Regions from separate parts of the Homo sapiens genome. Here region 1 is linked to region 2. A link is a loop called in an ENCODE intact Hi-C map of the cell type or tissue named here. Cell type or tissue: CD14-positive monocyte. All regions are shown on one strand. Each heading gives the region's core, and the rest is flanking DNA. Links, peaks and the distances in the headings are about the cores only.

Region 1 (8,670 bases), core at 399-8,398, 55 kb before region 2:
GGATTACAGGCATGTGCCACCATGCCCTGCTAATTTTGTATTTTTAGTAGAGACAGCGTTTCTCCATGTTGGTCAGGCTGGTCTGGAACTCCTGACAGATGATCCACCCGCCTCGGCCTCCCAAAGTGCTGAGATTACAGGGGTGAGCCACCGCGCCCGGCCTCATCTGGTGTTTTTGTATAAAGGAACTATTGGTTTGAGAAGAAGGCAAACATTTATATTTCTTACCTTCTTTTGGGATATATTTCTACAGTGCGTTTATGTAAAAAGGTTTTGATGTCGCTGGGCATGGTGGCTCTCACTTGTAATCACTTTGGGATGCTGAAGAGGGTGGCTCACCAGAGGTCAGGAGTTTGAGACCAGCCTGGCCAACGTGGCAAAACCCCGTCTCTACTAAAAGTACAAAAATTAGCCAGGCATGGTGTGTGTGCCGGTAGTCCCAGCCAGTTGGGATGCTGAGGCAGGAGGATCTCTTGAATCCCTGAAGTGGAGGTTGCAGTGAGCCGAGATCCACCACTGTACGCCAGCCTGGACGACAGAGTGACTCTCTCAAAAAAAAAAAAAAAAGAAAAGAAAAAGGGGCCTAGGGCCTGGCATAGTGGGTTATCCCTATGATCCCAGTGCTTTGGGAGGCTGAGCCAGGAGGATCACTTGTGCCCAGGAGTTTGATACCAGCCTGGCCAACATAGGAAGACCCCATTTCTACAGAAAGTTAAAAAATTAGAATGAACACCTGCAGTCCTAGCTACTCTGGAGGCTGAGACAGGGGAATTACTTGACCCAGGAGTTGGAAGCTGCTGTGAGCTATGGTGGTGCTACTGCACTCCAGCCTGGGCAATAGCGTGAAACACTGTCTCTTTAAAAAAAGGAAAAGGATTTTCATGTTCTACTCTTGAGTTATATTGTGAAATAGAATACAGCACATCACTTTTTAAATTTTTTTTTTTGAGAGAGAGTTTCGCTCTTGTTGTCCAGCCTAGAGTGCAACAGCGCGATCTCAGCTCGCTGCAACCTCTGCCTCCTGGGTTCAAGGGATTCTCCTGCCTCAGCCTCCCCAATAGCTGGGATTACAGGTGTGTGCCACCACGCCCGGCTATTTTTTATGTATTTTTAGTAAAGACAGGGTTTTGCCATGTTGGTCAGGCTGGTCTCAAACTCCTGACCTCTGGTGATCCACCCGCCTCGGCCTCCCAAAGTGTTGGGATTACAGGTGTGAGCCACCGCACCTGCACATCACTTCTTAATAACTTGCTAGGTACTGTGTCTTTATAGTATTAGCAATTCCACTTGAGTCTTTATTCTGAGTCTTCCTCCATGCTTTATTAATATTGAATTGGCCACCTTCATTTCTGCCCAAGACAATGTGGAAGCACACAGTGGAGAAGTCTTACTATGTGTAAGATTGTGGTGGTGGTGGTCTCCATTTAAAATAACTTTGTATTGCTATTTGAATAATGTGTATTGATCTGAGTCTTTTAAAGGTAGTATACAACCTCACTATAATCTGCTGTGAGATCTGCTTAGGCCAGCCTTTTCAGCAGCATGTAGTATTTTAAACCTGGGTGCCGCAAGAGGTGGAAATGCAACTAGTTCATTTTTGTTTTGTTTTGAGGTATGCTGCTAGTTTCTGTTATCATTTTCCTTAAAATTAATTTTAGTGTTTTTTCATTTATATTTTTTCATATGAAGAGGCTAGATTTTCTTATTGCTTGTCATCATAGTTAATAATAGTCTTATATTTCACGTTTTAGAAATCGCTTTTTTAGTGACTGCCTCATCAGGCCTGTAATTGGCAGAATGTGATATTTATCAAAATTAACTTTAAAATAATGATTTCTAGGCCGGGCGTGGTGGCTCACACCTGTAATCCCAGCACTTTGGGAGGCCGAGGTGGGCGGATCACAAGGTCAGGAGAACGAGACCATCCTGGCTAACATGGTGAAACCCTGTCTCTACCAAAAATACAAAAAAAAAACCCAAAAAACAAAATTAGCCGGGCATGGTGATGGGCACCTGTAGTCCCAGCTTCTCAGGAGGCTGAGGCAGGAGAATGGTGTGAACCTGGGAGGTGGAGCTTGCAGTGAGCCAAGACTGCGCCACTGCACTCCAGCCTGGGTGACAGAGCGAGACTCTGTCTCAAAAAAAAAATAAATAAATAAAATAATGACTTCTAGTGATGACAGAAATTTAACCAATAATCTTACTGCTATTTCAGAGTTGTATTTTTTCATTGAACAGCTAAGTTTTCATGTTTGGAAATCTATGAAATTTTTATTGTAGTATTATATTTGCTTTTCATAGTCTTTAGTCATTTGCCCTCAGACATACACAAGTTGATGACAAGGTTGTATACTTTTTTCCATCTAATTAAAAAAATTTTTTTGAGACAGGGTCTTACTATGTCACCCAGGCTAGGGTGCCGTGGTACGAGCATAACTTACTGCATGCTCTACCTCTTGGGCTCAAGCAGTCCTTCCATTGTCCCAAGTAACTGGGATTACAGGCACATGCCACCACGCCTGGCTAATTTTTAATTTTTTTGTAGCGATGGAGTCTCACCGTGTTGCCCCCACTGGTCTCGAACTTCAGCAGTCCTCCCTCTTCAGACTCCCAAATTGCTGGAATTATAGGCATGAGCTACCACACCTGGGCAATTTTGTTCATTTAAAAATATTTTTGGCCAGGTGCAGTGGCTCACACCTGTCATCCCAGCACTTTGGGAGGCCGAGGTGGGCAGATCACGAGGTCAGGAGTTCGAGACCATCCTGGCTAACGTGGTGAAACCCCGTCTCTACTAAAAATATAAAAAATTAGGCGCAGGTGGCATGTGCCTGTAGTCCCAGCTACTCGGGAGGCTAAGGCAGAAGAATCAGTTGAACCTGGGAGGTGGAGGTTGCAGTGAGCTGAGATCACGCCACTGCACTCCAGCCTGGGTGACAGAGTGAAACTCTGTCTCAAAAAATATATATATATACACATACACACACACACACACACACACACACACACACACACACGTATATATATGTATATTTATATTTATAATTTTTTACAGCTGGGGTCTGGCTGTGTTGCCCAGACTGAACTTGAATTCCCAGGCTCAGTTGATCCTCCCACTTTAGCCACTCAAGTGTTTGGGACCACAGGTATGTGCCACCACATGTATGTGCCACCACATCTGGTTAATTTTTAAATTTTATGTACAGGTAGAGTCTTACTGTGTTGCCCAGGATGGTCTTGAACTCTTGGACTCATGTGGTCCTCCCACCTTGGCCTCCCAAAGTGCTGAGAAATGTGAGCCACAATGCCCAGTCAGCTTTTTATTTCTTTAATGTGGCAAATTGCAAACATATATAGAAATAAAGAGAATAGTATAATGAGCCTTCATGTACTCAACATCCAGCTTCAGCAGTTATCAACACAGTTAACACACTGTTTCCACATCTACCAGCCCCTGTCCCTCCTTCCCCTCTTGCTTATTTTAAAGCAGATCTTCCAGTTATTGTATAATTTCATCCATAAATACTTAAGTATTTAAAAATTCTTTTCACTGTTAAGTGAGGAATTACTCCTTCATAGTTAGGTTTATATAACTTTTAAGTATCTGATCATAGTTGGAACTAAACTACTTACACCATCTACTTCTAATCCATATTACTTATCAGTAGGGAATTCCCTGTGCCAGCTAAGAAGAAATGAGGTAAATAGTTCACATCATTGCTTTTCGATGTTTGCATTGAACATTTAGAACAGTTCCTATGCTATTCAGAATAGCTTATCAGCTTTTTTCAAATGCACAAGAGAGAAACAAAGGGTTTCTTACAGTTTTTTAGTCATAGCGACAAGATGCTAAAAAATGTCTAGTTTTTAGTCCCTAGATTTTCATTTTTTTGTTTTCCATTTTTTTTTTTTTTTTTTTTTTGAGACAGAGTCTCACTCTGTTGCCCAGGCTGGAGTGCAGTGGCGCAATCTCGGCTCACTGCAACCTCTGCCTCCTGGGTTCAAGTGATTCTCCTGCCTCAGCCTCCTGAGTAGCTTGGACTACAGGTGCGAGCCACCATGCCCAGTGAATTTTCGTGTTTTTAGTAGAGACCGGGTTTCACCATGTTGGCCAGGCTGATCTTGAACTCTTGACCTCAAGTGATCAGCCCGCATCGGCCTCCCAAACTGTTGGCATTACAGGTGTGAGCCACTGCACTGGCCTGTGTGTTTAATTTTAAGAGGAAGAAAGTCAAATAACTGTAGGTCAGACTTTAATTCTTTTTTTTTTTTTTTTTGAGACGGTTTCTCACTCTGTCCCCAAAGCTGAAGTGTAGTGGCACGATCTCGGCTCACTGCACCTCTTCCTCCTGAGTTCAAGCGATTCTCCTGTTTGAGCCTCCTGAGTAGCTGGGACTACTGGTGTATGCCACCATGCCCGGCAAATTTTTGTATTTTTAGTAGAGATGGGGTTTCACCATGTTGGCCAGGCTGATCTCTAACTTCTGACCTTCAGGTGATCTGCCCGCTTCAGCCTCCCAAAGTGCTGCGATTACAGGTGTGAGCCACCACACCCAGCTGAGTTTAATTTACTTTAACAAGCCATTCATTTGTTTGTTTTGTATTCATTCATTCCTCACTCCACTGACTAACATTTTTCCAGTGCTTCCACCATACCCATTTCTGTGCTTAGGTGTGGGGAAAAGACATACAGTGTTTTTTTTTGTTTTTGTTTTTGTTTTTTAAATCTCAGATGTAATCCTAGCTCTGTGGGAGGCCAAGGCAGGAGGATTGCTTGAGCCCAGGAGTTTAAGACCAGCCTGGGGGCAACATAAGGAGACCTGGTTACTAAAAAAATAAAAAATTCAGGCTGGGCATGGTGGCTCACGCCTGTAATCCCAGCACTTTGGGAGGACGAGGCGGGTGGATCACCTGAGATTGGGAGTTTGAGACCAGCCTGACCAACATGGAGAAATCCCATCTCTACTAAAAATACAAAATTAGCCCTGTGTGGGGGCACACGCCTTTAATCCCAGCTACTCGGGAGGCTGAGGCAGGAGAATCGCTTGAACCCGAGAGGCAGAGGTTGCAGTGAGCCGAGATTGTGCCATTGCACTCCAGCCTGGGCAAGAAGAGTGAAACTCCGTCTCCAAAACAAAAAGTAAATACATAAATTAAAAAAAAAAAATTCGCCAAGTGTGGTGGCATCCACCTGTGGTCCCAGCTACTTGGGAGGCTGAGGTGAGAGAATCACTTGAGCCTGGGAGATTGAGGCTGCAGTAAACTGTAATCGCACCACTCTACTCCAGCCTGTGTGACAGAGTGAGACCCTGTCTCTAAAGGAAAAAAAAAAAAACTCGGGCCGGGCGCAGTGGCTTACACTTTGAGTGGCTGAGGTGGGCAGATCACGAGGTCAGGAGTTCGAGACCAGCCTGGCCAACATGGTGAAACCCCATCTCCACTAAAAATACAAAAATTAGCCAGGCGTAGTGGCACACGCCTGTAGTCCCAGCTACTCGGGAGGCTGTGGCAGTAGAATTGCTTGAACCTGGGTGGTAGAGGTTGCGGTGAGCCGAGATCTTGCCACTGCACTCCTGCCTGGGTGACAGTGAGATTTCATCTCAAAAAAAAAAAAAAATTCTAATAGGAGGAGCATGTTAACAAACATATTACAGTAATATTATGTAATACATTTGCCTATGTTAACAAACATACTACGATACATACTATGTAATGTTTTTGTCCAAGGTGGGGAAGTTATTCAATCTGTGGTGAGAAAGGAAAGGTTAGGGTGGCTTCCTACAAGTGGGAAGAGCCAGGCTTTAAAGGATAAGTGTGAGACATTCAGACTTAAGAGAGGGCGTTCTAGGTAGAGGGAGATCATCTGCAAACGTATGAACGTATGACACAGCAGGATGAGTGCACTGTAATTTGGATCGGTAAATTTTCAACCCATTCTCTTATGATTTCCTGTGTCTTCAGTGCTATATAAGGTTGGCCTTTGTAATTAGATATCTTCTATCAAATAAAGATGGAAATATGTTCAAAATACTTTTCTTAGACAAAAAACTATTGTTATAAAAGTAATTTCTAGCAAAGATTAATGTCAATAAAATATTTGGTTATATTTTAGTTACTCAGAAAATTTTTACTAGAATGTAACCCACTCAGCATTCTAGTTAATCAGGCCTTGATTATAATAAGTATCTAGCCAGATCTAAAAATGTATAATTAGTTGTCTTAATAATGAATGAATCTCTCAGCATCTGCATTGGTATATTTCCCCTCAATTTGTTGAAAATCCCAAATAGTCATTAAGATCATAGACTCTGAAATCAGATTGATTAGGCTCAGATCTGAGTTTTGCTAACTTATTGACTGTAATTTTGAGCAAAATACTTACAATCTTTGGTTTCCTTGACTGTAAAATATGGTGATATAGTAATGATAATATTTATAGCATAGAGTTGGCGGATTCTACGAGATGATATGTATAATGTGTTTAGCATAATGTGTGCCATGCAGCAAGCAAATAATGTGTATTTGTTATTATTTTAGTTATTTATTTTCTTCATTTCCAAAAAAGAATATAGCAAAGCAGATTACTTCCCTCATAGGTAAGAATATGTAAAATACACTTTTGAAGTGTATATAAGCAATGTCCTTATTTGTATACATATTTTTTCCATTTTCAATTTTTAGCATACTATTTATCTTTTCTCACATGTGAATTCCAATTTCGTATTTTCCCTCTTCATTTTAGCCTAGGTTTTCGTGTTTGGCTTTTTCTTTTTGAGTCAGGGTCTCGCTCTGTTGTCCATGCTGGAGTGCAGTGGTGCGATCTCGGCTCACTGCAAGCTCTGCCTCCCGGGTTCACGCCGTTCTCCTGTTTCAGTCTCCTGAGTAGCTGGGACTACCAGTGCATGACACCACCCTGTTGTAGTTTCTATCAAAACTTCTTTTTGTTTTTTTTGAGACAGAGTCTCACTCTTGTCGGCTAGGCTGGAGTGCAGTGGCGCGATCTCGGCTCACTGCAAACTCCGTCTCCTGGGCTCAAGCAATTCTCCTGCCTCAGCCTCCCGAGTAGCTGGAATTACAGGCATGCGCCACCACGCTCGGCTAATTTTTGTATTTTTAGTAGAGACGGGGTTTCACCATGTTGGCCAGGCTGGTCTTGAACTCCTACCTCAGGTAATCCTCCTGCTTTGGCCTCCCAAAGTGCTGGGATTACAGGCGTGAGCCACTGTGCCCGGCCTTCATATATTTATTTAGTGCTTACTATGTGCCAGGCACTATTCTAGGTACTGGGATACAGTGATGGACAAAACAAGATCCCTGCTTTGCTGTCTTAGGACTTAATAATTTGGGCATTTTCTTTTTTCGATATAGATCTTTTAGTACTGATATAACATACTGTTAGCCAGTATATTACGTGTTGTTCAAGCAAGATTCTTTTTCTTTTTTGACACGGAGTCTCAACCTTTCGCCCAGGCTGGAGTGCAATGGCATGATCTCGGCTCACTGCAATCTCTGCCTCCCAGGTTCAAGTGATTCTCCTGCTTCAGCCTCCCAAGTCACTGGGATTACAGGCGCCCGCCACCACGCCCGGCTAATTTTTTTTTTTTTTTATCTTTAGTAGAGACGGGGTTTCACCATGTTGGCCAGGCTGGTCTTAAATTCTTGACCTTGTGATCCACCTGTCTTAGCCTCCCAAAGTGCTGGGATTACAGGTGTGAGCCAACACTCCTGGCCTGCAAGATTCTTTTTTTTTTTTTTTTTTGAGACGGAGTCTCGCTCTGTCGCCCAGGCTGGAGTGCAGTGGCGGGATCTCGGCTCACTGCAAGCTCCGCCTCCCGGGTTCACGCCATTCTCCTGCCTCAGCCTCCCAAGTAGCTGGGACTACAGGCGCCCGCCACTACGCCCGGCTAATTTTTTGTATTTTTAGTAGAGACGGGGTTTCACCGTTTTAGCCGGGATGGTCTCGATCTCCTGACCTCGTGATCCGCCCGCCTCGGCCTCCCAAAGTGCTGGGATTACAGGCGTGAGCCACTGCGCCCGGCCGTAGATTCTTAAGATAGACTCAAGATTCCTGAAGAAATTCCTGGTATATGATTATTTTTCTGCTAAAGTGAATCAATTATGTGACAAAAATTTTTCCCCCCCGAGGAAAAGATACTGTGTGCCTATGTTTCATCCAGGCATTCCATTGGATAGTTAGTCCTTTGAGATATCAGTGGATTAAATCATCTGTTAAGAATCAAATAAAATGCTGCAGGAAGAAAGTGAAAAACAAAACAAAAAAAGAGTCAAATAAATAAAGGCTGGGCATGGTGGCTCTCCCCTGTAATCCCAGGACTTTGGGAGGCTGAGGTGGGGGGATTGCTTGAGCCCAGGAGTTCCAGACCGCCTGGGCAACATAGTGAGACCATGTCTCTAAAAAAATTTTAAAAATTAGCCAGGCATTGTGGCACATACCTGTAGTCCCAGCTACTTGGGAGGCTGAGCAGTAGATTTCTTGAGCCCAGGAGGTCGAGGCTGCAGTCAGCCATGATTGCACCACTGCACTCTAGCCTGGGCAACAAGATGAGATCCCATCTGGATCTTTATGTCAAGTACTGTATTAAGCCCAGAGTATACAACAGTGAATAAAACAGATAAAAGTTGTTGCTTTCATAGTGCTTCCTTTTGAGT
Region 2 (13,116 bases), core at 1-8,000:
ATGTCAAGAGTTATGGGCTGGACATGGTGGCTCCCACCTGTAATCCTAGCACTTAGGGAGGCCAGGGTGGGTGGGTGGCTTGAGCTCAGGAGTTCAAGACCAGTCTGGCAACATGGTGAAACCCCCCTGTACAAAAAATACAAATGTTAGCCAGGCATGGTGGCTTACACCTGTTGTCCCAGCTACTCAGGATGCTGAGGCAGGAGGATCACTTGAGCACAGGAGGTCGAGGCTGCAGTAAGTTGTGTTCATGCCACTGTACTGCAGCCTAGGTGATAGAGAGATGAAGTGGAATATATGATTGGATAAGGACTTACAGGGAAGAGGGTGGTAGTTTACATATTAACTGTGGCTTCCCTGGAACTGCTTAATGTAAATACGGATCTTTCTATAATCTGGATTATGCATACTAATGCTTTAGTTTCTCTAAAATCAATGACCTAAATTGAGAGAATACTGATTATTAAAAGAAGATAATGTCAACAAAGATGTCAGAAATGTTATTAAGGTGAAATTGTAACCAGAACTCACTTTTGAAACAAAACAGGTACTGAACTAGTGTTTATTTTTTAACAGCCAAGTCCTAATTTACTATGTATATTTTACTTTTATTTTTGGAAAACATATCAAAGTATACAAGCTTGCAATAAAAAGTTCTACTATATTAGGAAGTCAGAGTTTAGGAGGTACACAAAGGCATTTTGACAAAAATGCACAGATGGTAGATACACTAGAATATTTTAGCTGTATTGAGTGAAGCTACATTGAATTACTAACATCTGAGGATATATATGAAGGCACAAAAATGATCCTAACATCTTTCTGTAGGATTTGATAGTAACTCTCACAGTAAAAACAGTGAAACAAAATGGCACCTGCTTCTCAGCCTCACTTTTTCATTTCTTAGCAAAATTACTGAGTGTGATTATTGTGTAGTTCCTTGCCTAGTCTTTGATTTTACGGGCTGGGGGCTCCAAAAGATTGCTGAGGAGATCAAAAGCAGATGCTGAAAATTATAAGCCAAGGCAGGGGAGCTTGGTAACCTTTCTTTCTAAGCTGTTTGTTGATTATAACGGTTAGGGCAATTATGAAGGTTAGGAATTATGAAATATGGAAATTCTCCTAAGCATACTTGGTAACTCTTAAAAATTCTATTTGTCTCAACCTCGATAACTAAAATTACCTAAGATAAATGAGAAAAATTAGAAAAGCAAATTTAATCACTAAATTTCTAAATAAAAAGCAAAAAGGATAAAAAAGTTTCACTGTGCAAGGAGAAAGGAAGGAGGATGAGGGAATGGAAAGACTCAGCTTAGACATCCCCCAATTCTGTGAAACGTTCCCTGAACCTTTCTAGGAGGTTACTCTATCCTCTGTGTTTCCATTGCATATATTTCTGTTTTTAACATATAGCACATTGTATAATAATTATTAATTGATTTCTCTATTTCTTTGGCTCCTTCAGTGTCAGGGTGATCTTTTAAGTTTGTGCTTTTTATGAGCAACACAGAAAATGCTTTAAAAACAGTTCAGTAAGACTGAAGAAAAGATCTGTAAGCATAAAACAAATACCATCATCATTACCAAAAATTCAGTGCTTAAAATATAGCTTGAGAATGTGAGTATTTATTTCCTTATTCCTAAGATTTTGCTTTTGAATACACTATCTGCCGGGCGCGGTGGCTCATGCCTGTAATCCCAGCACTTTGGGAGGCCAAGGCGGGCGAATCACAAGATCAAGAGATCGAGACTATCCTGGCCAACATGGTGAAACCCCATTTCTACTAAAAATACAAAAAATTAGCTGGGTGTGGTGGTGCGTGCCTATAATCTCAGCTACTCGGGAGGCTGAGGCAGAAGAGTTGCTTGAACCCGGGAGGCGGAGGTTGCAGTGAGCCAAGATCGCGCCATTGCACTCCAACCCGGATGACAGTGTGAGACTCTGTCTCAAAAAAAAAAAAAAAAAGAAAAGAAAAGAAAAGAAAACTGTCATAACTGTATTACTCAAATATTTCCTCTTCTCTCATTTGCTAAAAATATATAGTAAAACTTTCATGCCTATTTAAAACAATCTCTAGGCCGAGTGCAGTGGCTCATGCCTGTAATCCCAGCATTTTGGGAGGTTGAGGCAGGCGGATCATGAGGTCAATAGATCGAGACCATCCTGGCCAACATGGTGAAACCCCGTTTCTACTAAAAATACAAAAGTTAGCTGGGCATGGTGGCGTGTGCCTGTAGTCTCAGCTACTTGGGAGGCTGAGGCAGGAGAATCGCTTGAACCCGGGAGGTGGAGGTTGCAGTGAGCCGAGATTGCGCCACTGCGCTTCAGCCTGGTGACAGAGCGAGACTCTGTCTCAAAAAAATGAATGAATAAAACAATCTGTAGATTGCTATTTTTAAGAAATTGCGGATGCCAAGGTGGGCAGATCACCCGCGGTCAGGAGTTCAAGACCAGCCTAGTCAACATGGCAAAACCTGGTCTCTACTAAAAATATAAAAATTAGCCAGGAATGGTGACACCCACCTGTAGTCCCAGCTACTTGGAGGGATGGAGTACGATAATCACTTGAAACCGGGAGGTGGAGATTGCAGTGAGCTGAGATTGTGCTACTGCACTCCAGCCTAGGTGATAGAGTGAGACAATATGTAATAAATAATTAGGAACATCTGAAAGTAATCTTAGTTTAAGAAAACATTTTGAAGTTGGGCATGGTGGCTTAGGCTTGTAATCCCAGTTACTCAGAAGACTTGAGGCAGGAGGATTGCTTGAGGCCAGGAGTTTAAATCCATCCTTGGCAACGTAACAAGACCCCATTTCTGATTTTAAAAATAAGGAAGAAAGACAAAACATTTTTAGATGTCAAACACCTTTTGAAAGAGTTTAACACATCTTAATGACTTACCCCAAATAGGTGGTACCATATGAACCCAAGTCAAACAATTTTATTATTAATACTATGGGGTATTGTGTTTTTCCAATTGCCTTTTGTTTTGTTTTTATTTTTTAAACCAATTCTTTGTGTTTAGGCTCCTTAGCTCTTTTTTTTTAAATATAGTTTCTTTTTATTTAGAGACAGAGTCTCATTCTGTCGCCCAGGCTGGAGTGCAGTGGTGCAATATCAGCTCATTGCAACCTCTGCCTCCCAGGTTCAAGCGATTCTCATGCCTCAGTCTCCTGAGTAGCTGAGATTACAGGCATGTGCCACCATGTTCGGCTAATTTTGTATTTTTAGTAGAGACAGGGTTTCGCCATGTTGACCAGTTTGGTATCAAACTCCTGGCCTCAAGTGATCTGCACGCCTAGGCCTCCCAAAATTCTGGGATTACAGGTGTGAGACACCACGCCCAGTCTAGGCTCCTCAGCTCTTACCAGAGAATTTGGGACTTGTTAATAGGAGAAGATAGGCACATTCTGTCATCTTACTTGTGCCCTATGGGCTGCGTGCCATCTCAGAGTGCTTTTTTTTTTCCTTATGCCTATTTATGAAGAGGTCCAGAATGCATGTCTACATTATTTGACTGCTGCGTTTTCACTTCCATGTTCTTGTTGACAAATGCTATTCAAGCAAGAAGACCCGATTGTATGTAGGTATCTCTGAGTCTTGCTATGATGGATTCTGTAGTCTTACCTTCATCTTGATTGTTTACTTTAAAAGCTGCTTAAGCTAGAGGTATTTTTATGGTAGAGAAGAGAACAGTTGGCACAGAGCCCAGCTTCTCCATGGCAGCAGCAATTATGCAAATTATCCTGGATCTTTACATTTCAGTAAAACCTTTCTTCCCCCTTTACATACACAAAATAGACAGCTAAGGGGCTGTGATCTGTCCTAAAGCCTTGGAGATAAAACAGGATGTCACTCTTTTCTCAAAATGACTTCTATTACGGAAGCATGAGCTCCCTTAAATGGAAGGGCAAAGCAAATCCCTGCCATTGGGCTCTGCAGCCTCTGCTATAAATGTGCCAGGAAGATTAAAACTACCGTAATTAGTTTAATCAGGTTCATCCTCAATTCTTGCTTTCATTATGTAGTAGGAACTTCCCTAATCAGTACTGCATTTGGCTGATTGAAGAGTTCACTTTCATAGCTAGGATATCTGCTGGAGTCTGTATTGTGGTTTGTTTTAATGGTGTATATATGGTGAATGTGAATGTTTCTCATTTCATTGTTGATCTTGCTAATGGAAAAAAAAAATCATTATTGAACCAAATTGTTAGAAGGTATATCTTCTTTAGTCCCAGAGAATTAAGCCTAAATATCATTACTTTCACTCACTAATTCGTATACTGCTTTTTATGGTTGTCTGCTCATATCTTTGATTTCATTTTAATGATTGTAAATCACTCCAGAGATCCTCACATACGGCTGCTCAATAATTACACATTACTAATTAATTCTGAGCTACAGCTGTATGGAAATGAATGAAAGCTTTTTGAGAGACATCAGAATTAAAGGTCCTATATGATAAGATGACAAAACCTGGAACTTTTATGAAAATTCATTAATAGGAAGACAAGATGAAACTTAATGATGAAAGAAAAGTTTCCTCTCTGACCTCACTTTGTGAGTCAAAATCACTGAGTACATAGTTCAAAATTGTACCTCTTTCGTAACTAGTTAGATGGGGATAGGGAGAAATCCTGTGAGAAAGACTATAGATGAAGTCAGATTTGCAGTGGTTTTTCATGTTGGGAATAAAAGAGGTGTTAAAAAGACCCTGAAGACTTTGTCCTCTGCCACTGGGACAAATTGACACCTTATGTCTATTCCTTAAATTATATAGCAAGAAGAACTTCTTGGGTGGTGGAAGTTTACATCACATGATGATTTCTATATTAGTATTGCCATTATTTTATCATAATTTATTTAAGAAATTATGCTAGTAACATGTTTTGGCTTACTCTTGATCCTATGAGGGCCATATAATGAGGATAGAATTTGGGGCTTCAGTGTGGAATATAAAATTCAAGTTCAGCATCTAATGGTTTTGTAATTTAAGAAAAGCCCATTGTGGTCTGCTTTTGAAAAGAAAATATTTGGTGACTTTCTATTAAAATGCATTCTTGACCTATATGTTTAATTTTCTTTAATATTTCTTTTTGGCTTTTTTTTTTTTTTTTTACTCCTGTTCTCAGATGTTTTGGTTCTCTTTTGATTATATGCCACAAACTGAAGCGTACTTTTCTTGAAAGTGTTTTCTGGGCCAGGCGCAGTGGCTGATGCCAAGGAGTTCAAGACCAGCCTGGGCAACATAGAGAGACCCTGTCTCTACAAAACATTTTTAAAAACTAGCCGGCTGGTCAGGCACAGTGGCTTATGCCTGTAATCCCAGCACTTTGGGAGGCTGAGGCAGGCAGATTACCTGAGTTCGGGAGTTCAAGACCAGCCTGACCAACATGGAGAAACCCCATCTCGACTAAAACTACAAAATTAGCCAGGCGTGGTGGCACACACCTGTAATCCCAGCTACTTGGAAGGCTGAGGGAGGAGAATCGCTTGAACCCGGGAGGCAGAGGTTGCGGTGAGCCGAGATAATGCCATTGCACTCCAGCCTGGGCAACAAAAGCGAAACTCTGTCTCAAAATACAAAAAACAAAACAAAACAAAAAAATGAACAAACAAAAACCAAAAAAACTAGCCATGCATGGTGGTGTGTGCCTGTAGTCCCGTCTTCTCAGGAGGCTGAGGTAACATTAAGTACATTTACATTGTTTTGCAGCCCTCACCATCCGTTCTTCTCTACAGTTTTTTTTTAATCTTCTGCAACTGAAATTGTGTATCTATTGAACAGTGACTCCCCTGTTACCCCTCCTAGAAGCCCCTGGCAACCACTATTCTGTTTTCTGTCTTTATGAATTTGACTGTTCTGGTTACCTCATATGTAAGTGGAATCATGCAATATTTGTCTGCTGGTGACTGGCTTGTTTCACTTAGCATAGTATCTTTAAAGTTTATCCATGTTTTAGCATTCGTTAGAATTTTCTTTTGGCCGGGCGTGGTGGCTCACGCCTGTAACCCCAGCACTTTGGGAGGCCGAGGCGGGTGGATCTCAAGGTCAGGAGATCGAGACCATCCTGGCTAACACGGTGAAACCCTGTCTCTACTAAAAATACAAAAAAAAATTAGCCATGCCTGGTGGCAGGCGCCTGTAGTCCCAGCTACTCAGGAGGCTGAGGCAGGAGAATGGCATGAACCCGGGAGGCGGAACTTGCAGTGAGCCGAGATCGTGCCACGGCACTTCCAGCCTGAGCGACAGAGTGAGACTCCGTCTCAAAAAAAAAAAAAAAGAATTTTCTTCTTTTATGGCTGAATAATATTCCATTGTGTGTACATTTGACCCTTTAACAATGCTGAAGTTATGGGCACCAACTCCACACACAGTTGAAAATCCAAGTATAACTTTTGACTCCCCCAGAACGTAACTGCTAATAGTCTACTGTTGACCAGAAGCCTTAACGATAACATAGCCTGTTAACACATATTTAATGTTATATGTATTATGTACTATATTCTTAAAGTAAGAGAATAGAAAATGAAATATTTACACTGTTCGTTAAGTTGAAGTTGATAAGGTTGTCATCCTTATCGTCTTCATTTTGAATAGGCCAAGGAGGAAGAGTAGGGGTTGGTCTTGCTGTCTAAGGGGTAGCAGAGGTGGAAGAAAATCTCCATATGCTATGAAGCCTGCACAGTTCAAACTTTTGTTGTTCAAGAATCAGTTGTATATACCATATTTCATTTATTCATCCATTGATGAACTGTGAAGCAGCCTGCTTTTGGCTGTTGTGACTAACTAATGCTTCCATGAACATGGATTTACAAATACCTGTTCCAGTTCCTGCTTTCACTTCTTCTGGGTGTCTGCAAGTTTAAGAATCAAAATTTTAAACAAATCAAATTGGCACTAGATAAGTTACTTGTAAGGTTTGTATGGAAAAATAAGCAAGAGTAGCCACAACTTTTCTGAAAAGAACAGTAACTAGAAATCAGGCTTATTAGATAATAAAACAGAAATTAAAAGGGTTAGAATATTGTGGTTGTGGTGGACTGGCAGACGGAAAATCACTGACGCCGAATAGAAAATCTAATAATTGGCTGGGTGGGGTGGCTTACACCTGTAATCTCAGCACTTTGGGAGGTTGTGACGGGAGAATTGCCCGAGCCCGGGAGTTTGAGACCAGCCTGGGCAACATAGTGAGACCCCCACCTCTCTACAAAAATTAAAAAAAAAAAATAGCCAAGCGTGATTGCACATGCTTGTGATCCCAGCTACTCAGGAGGCTGAGGTGGAAGGATTGCTTGAGCCCAGGAGGTCAAGGCTACAATGAGCCACGTTCTTGCCACTGAACTCCAGCCTATGTGACAGAGCAAGACTCCACCTCAAAAAGAAAAAGGAAGAAGAAAAGAAAAACTAGTAGTAGACTCGTGTATACGTGAGGATTTAGTACATGGGAAGTGTAGCATTTCAAATCAGAGGATGAAAGATGGAATTATTCAGTCAATTCCATTAGAACCGGTAGTTCTGTAGTAGATTTTATATTACCATACACGCATATACATGCATACATATATATTAAACTTCATGAGTGCATGTCTTTTTTCTTTTTATGGCTACATTTACTTTGAGAAGACAAAGATGTCATTTTCCACATTCAAAAGAAACTACAGTCGCGTGCTGCGTAATCATGTTTGGATCAATGACAGATCACATTTTGGTGGTCCCATAAGAGTATAATGGAGCTGAAAAATTCCTGTCACCTAATGATGTCTTGATGATCCTGACCCTGTGTAGACTTAAGCTAATGTTTGTTTGTGTTTTAGTTTTTAACAAAAAAGTTGAAAAGGTAAAAACAAATTTAAAAATTTTTAAATAAATAATTGTAAAGATACAAAGAAAAGATTTTGTACAGCTGTATGTTATATTTGCATTTTAAGCTGTTACTACAAAAGAGTCAGAAAGTAAAAAAATGTAAAAGGTAATAAAGTAAAAAAGGAAGCTAAGGTTAATTTGTTTTGTTTTATTTATTTATTTTTTTTTAATTGAGACAGTCTTGCTCTTGTTGCCCAGGCTGGAGTGCAATAGCACGATCTCGGCTCACTGCAGCCTCCGCCTCCTGGGTTCAAGTAATTCTCCTGCCTCAGCCTCCCGAGTAGCTGAGATTACAGGCTCCTGCCACCATGACCAGCTAATTTTTGTATTTTTAGTAGAAACACAGTTTTGCCATGTTGTCCAGGCTGGTCTCAAACTCCTGACCTCAAGTGATCCGCTGGCCTCAGCCTCCCAAAGTACTGGGATTACAGGCGTTGAGCTGCTGTGCCCAGCCAGATGAATTTATTATTGACGAAGGGAAATTTTTAAAAATTTAATGTAGCTTAAGTGTTCAGTGTTTATAAAGTCAACAGTAGTGTACAGTAATGTCCTAGCCCTTCACAGTCACTGAGCATTCACTGACTTTCCCAGAGTGTCGTACAGTCTTGCAAGCTCCATTCATGATAAGTACCCTATACAGGTGTACTTATATTTTCTATAAGTAGATTTTTATCTTTTATACCATATTTTTACTGTACCTTTTCTATGTTTATATACAAAAATCCTATTTTTTTTGCAGTGGCCTATAGTGTTCAGTACAGTACCACGCTGTACAGGTTAGTAGCCTAGGAGCAATAGGTTATTCTATACAGCTTAGGTGTGTGGCAGGCTATATCATCTAGATTTGTGTAATTACACACTATGATCATACAATGACAAAAATCACATTTCTTAGAGACATTTCTTAGAATTTATCCCCATTGTTAGGTAACACACACCGTACTTTGATTCTACTTCATCATCTAGCTGTCACCCCACTTCACTGTTTCCCTTGCTATTCTTTACTTACTTTTTAGATTTCTCTTTCCATTCTCTTTCAAACCCATTTCAACCAGGTTTTTGCTCCTTAATAAAGGAACTGCTGTTGCATGATTACCAGTGACTCCAATCCAACAAACAAATGTATGTTCTCATTTCTACTTGACTTGTCAGCAGCATTTGTCGCTCCTGGAAATATGTGCTTCATTTGGGTTCCAAGATACCACACATTCATTCTCTCTCTCTCTCTCTCTCTCTTTTTCCTTATTCTTTTCTGGCTTCTCAATCTTCATGATCTTTAATGTTACAATACCTTGGTGTTATCAGTCCTTAGTTTACTGTTCGGTTTACATTCACCCTCACTCGGTTATGTCCAGTCTCAAGCTTTTAAATGTCAATATGCTGTTGACTTCTAAATTTGAATCTTTCTTCTTAGGCTTCTCTACTTTGATGTTTAGTAAGTATTTCAATTTTAACATGTCTCAAACTAAACTCCTGATCATCATTTTCAGTCTTCCTCTAAGTGAGTTAATAATTTCCTCACTTCTGTCGTTACTAAAATGTTAGCTGATCATCGCAGCATAACCTAATTGCCTAATTAATTTTGCAAGCCCTCTCCTAGTATTCACTTGCTGTTTATCCCCTAACACTTGCCACCTTCTAACAAATAATAATCTTTAAAAGTTTTTTGTGTTTTTTCTTTACTGTCCTCTCTGCAATTGTCTGTCTTTTCCTTGACATATCCACAACAGTAAGTACCCATAAATATTGTTGAATGAATGGTCAAGTCATATACCTCTTCATAAAATCTTCGAATGGCTTCCTCTTTCTTGGACTGAAAAATGTCCATTTTCCTACCACCTGCAACATTACTCTTCTCTTGCTTACTCTAGTACTGCAAACATGGATTCTTTATTGTTCTTTAAACAGACAAGCTCCTGGCTCAGGGCCTTTGCTTTCTTGGTTCCTGTTTTTTCCCACATACCTACATGGATCCATCTTTGTCTTTCACCTCCTTTTCATTTCTGCACAATTGAGTTTTCAATCAGAACTTTCCGACAGCCCGTTTTAACATTGTAAATTCTTTCCATCCCTGGCCTTTTCAATTCCTCCATGCTCTGATTTTCTCCATAGTGCATTTTATCATCTGATATACCAAATATTTTACTTATTTTCTCTACTTTGCTCATGCATTACAATGACATCTCCATGGAGGAAGATGTTTTTGGATTTTTTTTTAACTGCTGTTATCCTCAGTGCTCAATAGTAGGTACTTAGTAAATACTTGCTGAAAAAATGAAAAAAAAATTTTTTTTTGAGATGGAGTCTTGCTCTATCCCCCAGGCTGGAGTGCAGTGGCACGATCTCAGCTCACTGCAACCTCTGCCTCCCTGGTTCAAGCTATTCTTCCGCCTCAGCCTGCCAAGTAGCTGGGATTACAGGCACACACTGCCACACCCAGCTAATTTTTTTTTTTGTATTTTTAGTAGAGATGGGGTTTCACCATGTTGGCTAGGCTGGTCTTGAACTCCCAACCTCAGGTGATCCTCCTGCCTCAGCCTCCCAAAGTGTTGGGATTACAGGCGTGAACCGCCATGCCCCCCCTGAAAAATGAATTATTGATGAAGCAAGAATTTAATATTATAAAATGAAATCAAGTGTTCTTGAATACTATCAGTTATAGTTAGAAAGTATTCTGTAACAGCAAGAAGAATTTATTAATAAAAGAAACAGCAGAATCTATGAAATACTTAGAAATATATTTAACAGCACATGTTTAGGATTTATATAGATATAAATACCCAGAAACACGAAAAAGCTTGACTAAATACATTTACTTTGTTATTGTAGAGCTAAAGTTAATGTTGAGATATGTTTTTCTACATTAAGATACAAAGTTAAAGCCATGTGAGGTTTTTTAAAAACTTCAATCATATCTCAAGTTTGTGAGGAAGTATACGTATGGAAAAACAGTCCGATGAAAAGGTTATTAAAGTAGTGGTGATATTTGCACAATTCTGTAACTATAGTTAAAAAAAACCCACTGAATTGTGCACTTTAAAAGGGTGAATTTGGTTGGGTGCAGTGGCACATGCTTGTAATTCCAACACTTTGGGAGGCTGAGGTAGCCAGATCACTTGAGCTCAGGAGTTCGAGACCAGCCTGGGCAACAAAGTGAGTGTCTTATCTCTAGAAAAAATTAGCCAGGCATGGTGTTGCATTCCTGTGATCCCAGCTACTTGAGAGGCTGAGGTGGGATGTTGGCTAGAGCTTGGGGGGGCAAAAGTTGTGGCAAGCTGAGATTGACACTGCACTCTAGCCTGGGCAACAGAACCGGGCCTTGTCTCAAACAAAAACAAGGTGAATTTTATGGCATGTGAGTTAAATCTCAGTAATGTTGTAAATAAAATAGAGAATTTCTATAGGAATACAAGAAAAAAAAAAAACCTACTTGTTTTCAAATATTCAAACGTTATTATGAAGTTATAATATCCATATATTAGTGGCACAATAATAATCATAAATATGAATGAAACAAAACCTTAGGAATTTAGAGTAAGATCCAAATACGAATAAGAATATGTAATAAGTATGTTATTACATTACATTAATTATAAATAATCAATGGGCATGAAATGAGTAATGTTCTTAGAACAATGAGCAATGTTCTTAGAACAATGAGCAAACCTTTTGGAATAAAGGCTGCTTCCCTACCCCCAGATTATATTTTTAGAATTTAACATGGCAAATAAAGGAAAAACGAAAAGAAACCGAAAAATAATTAATTGAAAGTGTAGTGAAGATTGTCGTCTAGAAGGACATGATTTTTCCAAGTATAAGAAAACAAGACTGGGCGTGGTGGCTCACGCCTGTAATCCCAGCACTTTGGGAGGCCGAGGCTGGCGGCTGAGGTTGGGAGTTCGAGACCAGCCTGACCAATGTGGAGAAACCCTGTCTCTACCAAAAATACAGAATTAGCCAGGCATTCTGTGCATGTGCAGTGGCACATGCCTGTAATCCCAGCGACTCGGGAGGCTGAGGCAGGAGAATCACTTCAACCTGGGAGGCAGAGGTTGCGGTGAGCCAAGATTGCACCATTGCACTCTTAGCCTGGGCAACAAGAGTGAAACTCCATCAAAAAAAAAAAAAAAAAAAAGTAAACAAAACTATATTCCACCTTAGGCTGGAATATATTTTTTCATGAATGAAAAAAAGAGAGCTGGGTACGGTGACTCACGCCTGTAATCCCAGCACATTGAGAGGCTGAGGTGAGTGGATCGCTTGAGGTCCAGAGTTCGAGACCAGCCTGGCCAACATGGTGAGACTCCATCTCTACTAAAAATATAAAAATCAGCCAGACGTGGTGGTGGGTCCCTGTAAACCAGCTAGCTACTTGGGAGGCTGAGGCACAAGAATTGCTTGAACCCAGGAGACGGAGGTTGCAGTGAGCCGAGGTTGAGCCACTGCACTCCAGCCTGGGTGATAGAGCTAAACTCAGTCTCAAAAAAATGAGAGAGAGAAAAAACCCCAAAACAAACCTATAAAGTTAAAGAGACTATTTTATTTAATGCAGTGATTAAGCACTTTAGTTATGAAATCAGACTATGTTTAAATTATTTCTTAATCATTTACTGGTTAAGTGACCTTGAGCAAGTTAGCCAATGTCTAAACCACTCTTTAATCTTTTAAATGAGGATAGTTATAGTAATTTCACTATATGGTGGTTGTAAGGAATATGTGAGGTAATTAGTACAGTTTTTCATAAGTATTTGAATACATAAAAGATTTTGGCCAGGCACAGTGGCTCATACCTGTAGTCCTAGCACTTTGGGAGGCTGAGGCAGGAGATTGCTTGAGGCCAGGCGTTCAAGACCAGCCTGGGCCTTTCACTTTTTAATAAAAATTTTTAAAACCTTTTGTTTAAGATTTTAACTTCAAGAAGAATAGTAGGTGAAAGAGAGCTGGTAAATTGGGAAAAATGTGCAACATGTGAGAAAGAAGTATTATATTAAGGGCCCATCTAAATTAGAAATGACCTCCACAATTTAGAAAAATATGGACCAGGATCTTGAACAGCTTTTCACTGCAGGAGAAATACAGATGGCCAGCAAAATCATGTGAAAAGACGTTTAGAATAATAGATAAGTCAAATATAAACAAATGCAATAGGAAGTCTTTTTTTTTTTTTTTTTTTTTTTTTTTTTTTTTTTTTTTTTTTTTTGGAATCAGGGTCTCACCCTGTCTCCCAGGTTAGAGTGCAGTGGTGTG

Evidence for each region. A loop is a pair of places that touch in the nucleus more often than their neighbours do. Peaks named below come from ENCODE experiments on the same cell type or tissue, not always from the same donor. Only the 100,000 strongest peaks of a DNase experiment are listed, where the experiment ranks them.
Region 1: it touches region 2 in a loop (2.3-fold over the local background); 8 of 110 quality-filtered maps call a loop at or near these places.

The regions. Positions count from the first base shown.
Region 1 is chr1:155,550,749-155,559,418 of GRCh38, reverse strand. All of the region lies in intron 1 of ASH1L (ASH1 like histone lysine methyltransferase), which reads left to right. Among named protein-coding and RNA genes, the nearest start is that of ASH1L-AS1, 7.0 kb to the left of the region's middle. In CD14-positive monocyte, for the core only: no CTCF peak of the experiment used is centred there; no DNase peak of the experiment used is centred there; H3K4me3 peaks cover 764 bases; H3K27ac peaks cover 1,668 bases.
Region 2 is chr1:155,490,922-155,504,037 of GRCh38, reverse strand. The region is part of intron 2 of ASH1L (ASH1 like histone lysine methyltransferase); the gene reads left to right. Among named protein-coding and RNA genes, the nearest start is that of ASH1L-AS1, 65 kb to the left of the region's middle. RefSeq lists enhancers at 3,673-3,842, 3,523-4,024. In CD14-positive monocyte, for the core only: no CTCF peak of the experiment used is centred there; a DNase peak (open chromatin) is centred at 4,577; H3K4me3 peaks cover 832 bases; H3K27ac peaks cover 3,539 bases.